Regions from separate parts of the Homo sapiens genome. Here region 2 is linked to region 1. The links are chromatin contacts, found by Hi-C or POLR2A ChIA-PET in ENCODE. All regions are on one chromosome and are shown on one strand. Each heading gives the region's core, a stretch centred on a gene start or an enhancer-like site at or near the end of the contact. The rest is flanking DNA. Distances are from core to core; before and after follow the strand shown. Region 1 holds the start of TRAM2-AS1 (TRAM2 antisense RNA 1). Region 2 has its middle 5.2 kb from the start of LINCMD1.

What was found. A loop is a pair of places that touch in the nucleus more often than their neighbours do. ChIA-PET counts read pairs that join two places held with the same protein, here RNA polymerase II (POLR2A). Pooled maps may share reads with other maps.
Region 2: a pooled map shows a loop between it and region 1 (6-fold over the local background). The contact joins the enhancer-like site here to the promoter of TRAM2-AS1 in region 1. A Hi-C loop is called at or near these places in 4 of 37 single-sample maps with no recorded cell type and 12 of 50 pooled maps. POLR2A ChIA-PET finds 5 or more read pairs at or near these places in 2 of 52 experiments (B cell and H1).

Annotation. Positions count from the first base shown.
Region 1 is chr6:52,573,622-52,578,451 of GRCh38, reverse strand. It overlaps TRAM2-AS1 (TRAM2 antisense RNA 1), which reads right to left and starts at 1,250. Exons shown (of 3, transcript NR_103446.1): 1 at 59-1,250. It overlaps TRAM2 (translocation associated membrane protein 2), which reads left to right and starts at 1,392. Exons shown (of 11, transcript NM_012288.4): 1 at 1,392-1,656. The coding sequence starts at 1,537. RefSeq lists silencers at 820-1,679, 3,537-3,586 and enhancers at 3,937-3,986, 4,588-4,830.
Region 2 is chr6:52,153,729-52,158,687 of GRCh38, reverse strand. No RefSeq gene overlaps it. Among named protein-coding and RNA genes, the nearest start is that of LINCMD1, 5.2 kb to the right of the region's middle. RefSeq lists an enhancer at 2,248-2,297. Within about 2 kb of position 2,552, at least 3 of the 41 ENCODE cell types and tissues checked have a DNase peak (open chromatin) inside an H3K27ac peak, as active enhancers do.

The DNA.
Region 1 (4,830 bases), core at 1-2,500:
GGGTAACTTAAATTCAACCATCTAAACCTATAAAGAAACCAATTGTATAAAGTTCAACCTCATAGGTGTGGCCGCACGTTGCAAATTTGAACACATCTTCACAGGTGGAAAGTCGAGGTGCTTCAGAGTTCTTGATCTTTCTGTTCCTCACAAGACGAAGGTTCAACTTTGAGAAAGGTCAGCCTTGAAGTTAAATGAGGTTTAGTCCAATCTAGGCATTACTTTGTCATTTCCTTGAGAGTCAGATAAGGGAATTACAGACCCAAGACTGTATTTTAAGTAAGGTGGAGTGCAGATTGAGGAAGTAAAATTTCTCTAGGAACTCCATCCTGTCTCAATTACATTCCACCGCGTGCCACTTTTAAAAAACCATATTTATTTAGAAGTGAAATAACTGTGGACCTAATAAAAAATGGAATAGGAATTAGTTTTTTTTGTTCATTACGTATTTCTGCACATCTAGAAAGTAACTGACTGCTTCATTACTGGTAGGATTAAATCCAATATTTGCGAATATAATTTATTAAGAACACCTTTTGTCCTTCCAGGAGTACTTTTAAGACTTAATATTAAATAGAAACTTTCAGTGAGAAAGTTCCTTCCTTTTTTGCTTCTTCTGTGTTTATTCTTCCACTTCTTCTGATTAATATGTAAGGTAGACTTTCGGTGAAATGTGTGTAGCTAATTAATGGTGGCATGAGGGTCCCAAAAATTACTGGGCAAAACTGCAATCATCCACCCTCTCCCCGCATTGGAGCGAAAGCTCCCCTAGGGCAGGGTCTTTCGGTTTGTTGATCTACCTGAACTGTGCCTAGCCCACTGCAAGTTCTCGATAAATACTTGAGTAATCTCCATTCACTGATCGTCCGTGCAGGGCGCTGTGGCCAGCCAGAAGGCCGGTTCGCGGCTTCCCTGCTTCCGCCGCACCCGCGCCGCCCTCAGCCCCCGGGGCCACAGCCCGCAACCCCGGGAGCATCCGGCTGCCCGGCCACCCCCGGGGCGCTCGCTGCCTCCGGGGCCTGCCCTTCCCGCGGAGGAAGGAGCGGAGCGAGGAGTGGGAAAGCTGGGCCCACTTCCTGTCCGGGCAGGCCTGGGCGCCCGCCTCCTCCGCGGCCTGCTTTCTCCACCGCGAGCGGCTGAGCCTCGGGCCCCGAGAATGCGGCCGGGCGCGGCGCTGGCGCGGGACGAGGAGGAGCCGAGCCCCGCTCGCCGCCCCCGTACGCCTCCGCCCCGGTAGCCCGCGCGTGCCCAGCGGCTAGAGGGTTAAGCCCGCGGGGGGCGGGGCCAGGCGCGCCGAGTGCGGGCCGCGGGCTGGGCGGGGGCTGGGCGGGGGCTGCGGCCGGGGGCGGTTACGGGCGGCCGGGGGCGGGCGGAGGAAGGGGGCGGGCCCCGAAGTTGTTCCGCGCTGGGCGGGCGAGCGGCTGTGGGAGAGCGGGCGGCGGGCCGGCGGGCGGACCGGGCCGGTGCTGGAGAAGTTTGCGCTGCGGTTCGTGAGCGCAGGGTGCGGGCCCCGCCGGCCGCTGCGCGCCCGCTGCCATGGCTTTCCGCAGGAGGACGAAAAGTTACCCGCTCTTCAGCCAGGAGTTCGTCATCCACAACCATGCGGACATCGGCTTCTGCCTGGTGCTCTGCGTCCTCATCGGGCTTATGTTCGAGGTGAGAGCCTGGGGAGGAGGGAGCTGGAGGGACAGTGCCCCCTGTCGTGCACCGCCCGGCACACCCCTGCAGGTCAGCGGGCCCTCCTCTGATCGGAGGCTCCTGGCTGCCGTGTACGTTATCTGCACCCCGGCTTTGTGCACTGTACCCCTCCGGCCTGTACCCCGGCCAGCCCAGACAGCACCCCCAGCTCCGCGCCGTGCCAGCCATGCCATGCTCTGCCGCCCCCTTGGGCACTCATCGTATCCTGCAGCTCTGTCTGCAGCCCTGAAACCCCAGCCTGGCCTCGAACCAACCGCCGCGCTGCCACCATGGCTTGACGCGTGGGGTTCCCTTTCTGGCGTCCAGGAGCCAAGCCCAGAGACTCCCAGACCCGCAGTCATTGCACAACCCCCTCTTGCCCCAAGGGGTGGCCACTAGCTCTTCTGGGCTTTTCCAGTGGGAGAGACCCAGAACCTTTTCCACTTCCTATGTGATTTTCTGGGTGTTTTGCATCTCAGCTCTGGAACGTGCTCGGATGTTCACGTGTGGCCCTGGCCCCATCCCAGCAGTGGCCTTCTGCTCTCGTCTCGCTCCCACTTTTTTGCTGTGCTCTAGAAGGCCAATTTTTGGATATCCTTTACCACTCCGTGAACTGTCCCTTTAGATCCATCTGCGGCGACCCAGAGCTTCACCCCCTTTACAGAGACAAGAAGAGAGACAGGGATACCCTCCACTTTTTGGGGAAAGTTGATTCTCTTATAGTGTAGGAGTGGGGGGCAGAGGATGGGGATCCCACCCCCAACAGCAATGTCCTGGTGTCGGCCTCCCAGGCAGGGAGTTGTAGAAAGCCAGCAAGGGGTCAGAATTCACAAGACTGATGGGAAGGATTCCCTACTCTTGCAGAGCAAGAAAAATGTGATATTCAAAAGTGGGAAGAACTGGAGGAAGCTTGGCATGGGTTTGTTGCGGTATATCTTGTCTCAGAAGTGAGATATGTGAGCGACATTCCCCTCACTCTCACCGTGGTCTCCTCTGGTTCCTGAGACTCCTTGTCCTCCCTTCTGCGTCAGCTTGCTTATTGCATTCTCACGGTTGGGTTAGGAAGCTGTGATCATTTACAAACTTCCTTGGAGATGGAGGATGGCTTGCCTGGCTAAATTTCCTTCCCTGTCCCTCTGTCTCGGGTTCCCTGTATCTCTACGAATGACAAGGGCCCTAATTGGCTGGCGAAGCTGCCCTCAAGCTGGGAACGTTCTTGTGGTGGCCAAGTCAGGGTTGGATGAATGAATGTGTCCGTGGCTGAGCTTTAGGGTCTGTAGGAAATAAACGGTGGTGCTAGGACTGGGGTCTCCACTCCACTTTTTGATAGTGCTCCTTTAGTTCAGTCCCTCTCTCCTTCCTCTCCCTCTCACAGCTCTCTCTAGTGGTATATTGGGTCGGGCTTGCTCCACCTTGTTCTGGGTTCTCCCCTGGAAGTGTGTGGTGTCACACAGAGTCATATCCGTGTGTCTCAGTCCCTGTTCTGTGACTAGTCTGACTGAAAACTGACTGCAGCCTCAGTTTCCCCATCATTAAAGACGTTCATAAAACTGGTCTTCGTCACAGGGTGGTTGTAAGGTTTAACTGAGATCATATCAGCAACAAAAGCCATAACATCTCCTACCAACATGAAAAAGTCTCTTGCGCCTGGAGCCCTGTGATTATTTATCATAATAATAGCTTAACAAAATAACAGAATTTCCTTTGCCCAGCGCATTCTCTGCTGTCTGTTTGCTGTCCTCCATTCTAAGAGGCCTCCAAGTGCGTGTCCCCAGCCTTGGAGGGTGTGGCTGGAAAGATACACGTGACAGCTGTAAACCTCAAAGCCACAGGCTGCAGCGACGAAGTTTCTCGCATAGCCTGTGGCTCTCTCCGTCATATTTCTAGCATTTGTTAGGGTTTGTGGCCCTCCCTGTTTTATCTTTGCTCAGAAAGGGCTGCCAGCATTTGAGTTTGGTACCTACCTCCTTCCCTGGGTCTCTAGTCTTATGGAAAGTCCTGTGCATTAAACCTGCCACTCTAAAAGTTGAAAGGTGTTAAGAGCTGTTACTTCCAGTATCTGGTGAAAGAGAAAGGCCCAAGACGAGAAAAACAACAAACAAAACTACTCTTCCTCCCCCTTAGGCTTGTATTGGGGAGTGTAGCAAGGCCCCTGGTTGAAATGCCTACAGGCCCCCTTTTCCTGCCAAGCCCATCACTTCTTCCCATAGCACCTTGAACCTACAGGACCTACAGGGCAGGTGTCTCCTTCTTTTGGAGGTACTTTGTGAGATCATCAGTCTGTGCTTCTCTGGGAGAAAGAGGGCTTTGCCCTAAGCCTCCAGTAAGAAGGTCTTGTGTTCTTCTGTGCTGGGCACATGGTGGGGGCCTCACTGTCTTTACCCACCGACTAACTAACTCTCCACAGAGATAAGTATTCCTGGGGGTGGGGAGGGGGAGTTTGGAACTGCTGCCTCTATCAAATGAGAGCAGAAGCGTCCTGGATACTGTAGGTACCACAGAGAAACAAATGTGGGCATCTTCACACTCAGAGTAAAGCCTGGGGAGACGCCTCATAACCAAGCACAGGACTGGCTGGATATCACTTAGGATCTTCTGGGTTTCTCTCTGGAAGTGTGTGGTGTGCATGTGTGGGTATGTAGGGATGCATATGGTGCGATGGTAGGTGCAACTGGGGACTCACCACCCTTTTCCTAGAAGTGACGGCAGGAAGAGGTGCAAGGGGAATGGGAGAAAGGGGTGAGAGGACATAGGCTTTTGGGGTTCTGACTTGGCCCTGGCTAGGATTCCTTCATTCGGAAGCTGAGCCAGGAAAACTCAATTATAATTCTTCCCACAAAGAGCGACTCTCTTGGCCATTCCTCCTTCTGGGGACCTCTGTCGTGCCTCTGCCAATGGGCTGGGTCCCTCTCCCCCATCAGCCCACGCGCCAGGCAGCCACAGCCCTTGTGTCTGCATTGCATCCCTGCGTTGCTCTTTCCCCCACTCACTGGTCACCTCTTCTGCATTCAGGGGGCTTCTGTTTCCCCGTTAGGGACCCCAGGGCTTTAGTTCTCTGTCCCCAGGGAGATGATGACTCTAAATTCTTTCCCTTGGGATAATTTCCTTTTGGGAACACATATGAAAGGCTGTCTCTCCCCTCACCACTCACCC
Region 2 (4,959 bases), core at 1,303-3,802, 420 kb after region 1:
AAAAACATATTAATAAGAAGAATATGGTCCTTGGAAATTTTTATGATCATTTGGCCTGCTGGCTACTAGTGCATTCTCTTGTTTCTTTTCTTGGCCATCCATTGAGGCATTTTTTTGGGGTACATTTAGCACCATTTTGTAATTTTTTTAAAAATAAAAACAACCCTAAGAAGTAGTCCCTTTTTGATAAACCTTTGAAGTAAATAATTTCACTGATGACAACACATGTTTTAGTAGCACTGATATGTTAGTATGAGGTGAATGGTGAGTTTTGTCACTTGGATTCCAGTGAGGGAACTGACCCATGAGACAAAAGCTCAAACTCTGATGGGCCCTGACTCTTTGAAGAAGTGTTTTTCAGCATGTCTCTATCTAACAACCAACCAAATATAGATGATTCAGTAAGCAATATCATAAAGACTGAAATGGTAAGCTACTTAGTTGGTTGAACATTTTTGTATTTCCTCCTTGCCTTGGCTGCCAGGAAGCTCATGGCTAGGTTTAATGCCTGACAGCAGTGACCATCTTTTCCCAAGTTCTGGGTTCTTCTCTCATGTACTTATTTCAGACCATACTCTGACTCTCTGTTATTAAGAGCTCTAAAATCTTTGAGACTATCTAAATCTCAAGTACCTGATTGTAGCATTTGATTTTGCCAGCTCATCATCTTCAACATGGAGATAAAGACAGCCATCTGCTAGGTTTTTATCAGGATTAAATGAAATGGTGAATGAAATGAGAACCTTAAAGCTGAGAGGCAGATGCAGGGCAGCGTGTTGGGACTCACTCACTTCCTAAATGACTCACTTCTACACAACAGCCTCAGAGGGAGCACAGATTTCTGTTTTAGTTAAATTATAAATGACTACGTCATGGGCTTTTGGAGTCACTGATGAAGAGTCAAAACTGTAATACCAAGTGTCTACAGTCTGTGTTCTTTGGGGGAAGTAGGAGTGGCATAAATGATGACCAACACATGCTGGGTGAGTTCCGTGGAAATAGGGTGCTCTACACAGGCTCCAGCTCATGGTCATGTCAGCTCTCCCGGATGCTCTTGGCTTTTTCCTAGTCTGGTTTTATTTACCTCCCCCTACTCCCACCTAAAGCTGATGCAGAGGGAAGTTTGTTGGCTCAGTTCCTCCACTATTTTAGCAGTTTGAAGCTTGGCAGCTCTGGCTGGAAGGACTCAGCGACATTCTTGCAAATGATTGAGGGACTGGGCTAGGTGGGGTCCCTGGGACTGAGGGAACCAAGGCTCCCTCCTGAGGGTGATGCTCAGAGATTCGGCCCAGTCTGATGATATTGTGACTCGTTATGATGTACACAATGAAGGCAGGGCCTCCCAGGGAGACCCAATGAGATGGAGGCAGGGAGGGACAAAGAGAAGTGAGAGAGGAAAATAAGATAACAAAGAGACATACTTGAAACTAGTAACACACAGAGAATTTTTTTAGTGTTTACACTCTCCACTGGGTTTTTGTGTTCTAAATGTTTGCCTCTTGATAATTCTTCAAGCCAATTCCCCTTGGGACTGTTTTGGATTCCTTTTTCTTCATTGAAAAGCATTCTGTGGATTAAATAAAAAGATGCTACTTGCCAACATGCAACTAGTTTTTTGGAAAATATACGGTTCAGGAATGCAGTATTTGCTTTCGGTATTTTTAATAAAACCTTTCTTTTTCCACCATACTCTCCTCCATCCTTCTTTCTCCACTCTTTTTCACCCCCTCTCATACCCTCATGCCCCAGCACACTCAATCCTTGCACATGTATGTGTGGTGATGAATAAAACACAATGATGAGCTTCAGTAGAGAGTGCCGAGAAGTGCCATTTGCCACTTGGAAATGCCGGGAGCCAGAGGAATGTCTGTAATATAAGAAGCTTATTTTTAAAAGGACTCCTTTTCTCTTTCCTTCTCTGGATTTTCTTTCTTTACCCTACACGTGTGTGTGTGTGTGTGTGTGTGTGTGTGTGTTTGCAGGCAGGGTGAGTGCTGTCCACTGCCACAGGCAGGGAAGAGAGCTTTTCTCCATTGTAAATGAAAGTGCTTTATTTTTGTGGGTGCCCCTTGCTGCTGTGGGACATTCCAGTTTGGGTAAGTCAGGTAGAACAGTGGGTCACTCGGGCCAACACGTTTTACTGAGTGTCCTTGGTTAGGGAGGTTGAAGCCCAGGAAAAGCTGGTCAACAGGTGGTTGTTTTATTGGGGTGGCATTTTTCCAGTTCTCCAAGGTGCCCACAGTTGCTGGTTCTGGAAGAGGATGTGGAATGACGGGGGCTGGGGGAAGTGGGAAGAGGAGACAGAGGCCATGAGGGCTTTCACATATGCGAAACAGCTGAGCCAAGCAGGGTCAAGCAGTTACAAGGGCATTGTTGTGAGCTTAGGCCACTGGGTGGAATCTCTCTGACCAATGGTCCTTCACCACAAAGCCCACAAAGGCAGGAAATGTGCACATTACTTAGAGGATGCCACTGGTCACAATTTGATTGCCCTCTAAGGGCTGTCAAACACCACTGAAACCTGTTCCTCCAGGCACTTCCTGAGTACCTGCGGTTTTGTGTGTGATGACTGAAGGGATATTTTTAAAAGCCATTGTAATGTTGCTACTGGTCTATTTCAATGAGAACTGAAAAAGGAGGCATGGGTCTTTAGCTTTTTTTATAAAAAGCAAGCTCAGGTAATCTGCCCACACTACCTTCACTGCATGCCTCCTCTGCAACCAACCCCAGAGAGGCAGGTAAAAATTTGGGATTGGAGGAAGTCTGGGGATGGAGTGAGATCTGCGGTGCATTGAGGCTCAGAGAGAGGTAATGTGGCCATATATGTAACTTGATAATAAGGAAAAGTTGAAAAGTTAGTGGTTTGTTTTTAAAAAGACATGAAATGCGTGTAAATGTCCAAATCACTGGGGTCCAAACAGCTGTGTCAAAATGGCCACAATAAAATTTTAGATACTCGGGCTAATATGAGCAAAGAGAGGGAAATTTTAAATAGCAACATTAAAGATACATGAAGTTTTTTATTCTCTCACATAGACTTTTTTTCCCCCTCTTGGAGTTATGAGAAAACAGAAACGATTCTGTCTTTTGGACTAACTGGAAGACAAGCCTGTTGTGATGGTTAATGTGTCAACGTGACTGGCTACAGAGTGCACCGATGTTTGGTCAAGTGTTAATCTGGGTGTTTCTGAGAGGGATGAGATGAATGTTTAAATTGGTGGACTGAGTAATGCAGATTGCCCTCATAATGTGGGTGGGCCTCATCCAGTAAAATTAAGGCCCAAACAGGTAAAAAATGTTGATGCTCCCCTGAGTAAGAGAAAATTCGTCCTGCTTGACTAACGTTGGGCTGGAATTACATCATTGGATCTCCTGGGTCTTCAGCTTCCTGCAGATTTTGGGACTTGTCAGCTTCCGTAGTCACATGAGCCAATTCCCTGCAATAAATCTGTTTCTGTTTCTCTGTCTCTCCGTGTGTGTGTGTGTGTGTGTGTGTGTGTGTGTGTGTATGCACATATATGTGAATATGTACTTATATATTCATATATATTGGTTCTGTTTCTATCTATAAAATAATTTACATTTTTTGTGAAGAGACTATTAGGTTGGTGCAAAAGTAATTGTAACTGCAACAATGCAATTACTTTTGCACCAACCTAATACCTGGGTGTGGTCCGGTGAGTCAAGCTGTGGAATGTCAGGAAATTTGGCTGTGAGTACATCGGCTTCTGTATCTTGGAAGTGTGGTTTCATAAGTGTAATTCCTGTTTATAATACTTTTTTCTATTAAGAGAACAATAATTCCTGATATTTTGGTTGAAAACTCTAAGTACCTGAGACCCACTTATTGGCCTTCTATGAAGAAAGAACTGAAAATTATTTTGGGGTGGATGAAAATGCAGCTATTCTTAGTTTCCCCAGAGGAAAATTCAAGAGGAAATGGGTTTACACAGCAGTAGGGGGGGGTTTATGTGGGGCATAAAGGAGCGTGTTCAGGACAAGGTTCTGTCAAGAATGTGCATGGAGCATGTTTCCTTGGCATACAGGATGGTCAGAGCAGGGACCACACGGGGTCTTGGATGACATAGTGTCTAAGGTGACCCCACCGACCCTTCCCCCAGCTCTCCCTGTCTGTAGGGATTTAGGGGGACACTGAATGGTGATTTAGTGAATGGTGAGTTAGGGTAAAACTCAGCCTTGTTTTTGAAAGAGCCATTAGGTGAAGGAATGGCCAGATGTACAGCAAGGATGGTGAGATCTGATTCACAGCAGGCTGCCAAACTTCATCTGCCATAGTGACCTGTGTTCTCTCCTTACATATTTTTATTGTTTTAAATTTGGATAGCCCTGACAGTTGGAAATTGGGAGTGGGGCAGGGGATTACTATTTTACATTATAAGCTTTAAAAATTTAAACCTTGTACATGTATAGCTTTGGGAAAAATAAAAAGACATAAAAATAAAAAATCTCTGTGGCTTACTTTTTGTTACAAGTAATACATGCTAGCTGGGAAAAATTTAGAAAATTCAGAGAGGCCGTCCTCCAAAAATCCATTGTCTAGAAATATTTACTCTTGGACCTTTGGTCTAGATTCTTCCATATTTTTCTTAACATATACATACATGTATTTTTCTTAAAAACAGAAATGGATTGTGTTAGTTTCCCTTTGTGAGTTAACAATATGTCTCCAGAGTGTCAAAGGGTATATATTTGATGCTATATGAGTTAGGGCACTTTTGTTTGCAAATGATGTAATTTCAGTGTTAAGTGCCTTAGGTAAAAAGGAATACAGAATATAGGAACTGGGCCTTGGGAACAACCACGTCCAGGACTGAAATACCTCTGGGGCTCTGTATCTGTTCTCTCTTTGGTTTCTTTTTAAGTAATTGGTTCATTCTTATCTCTTACTAAGCACTACTGAGAAATACTGGGAATAATTTTGAAGCTTCACATCTTTCT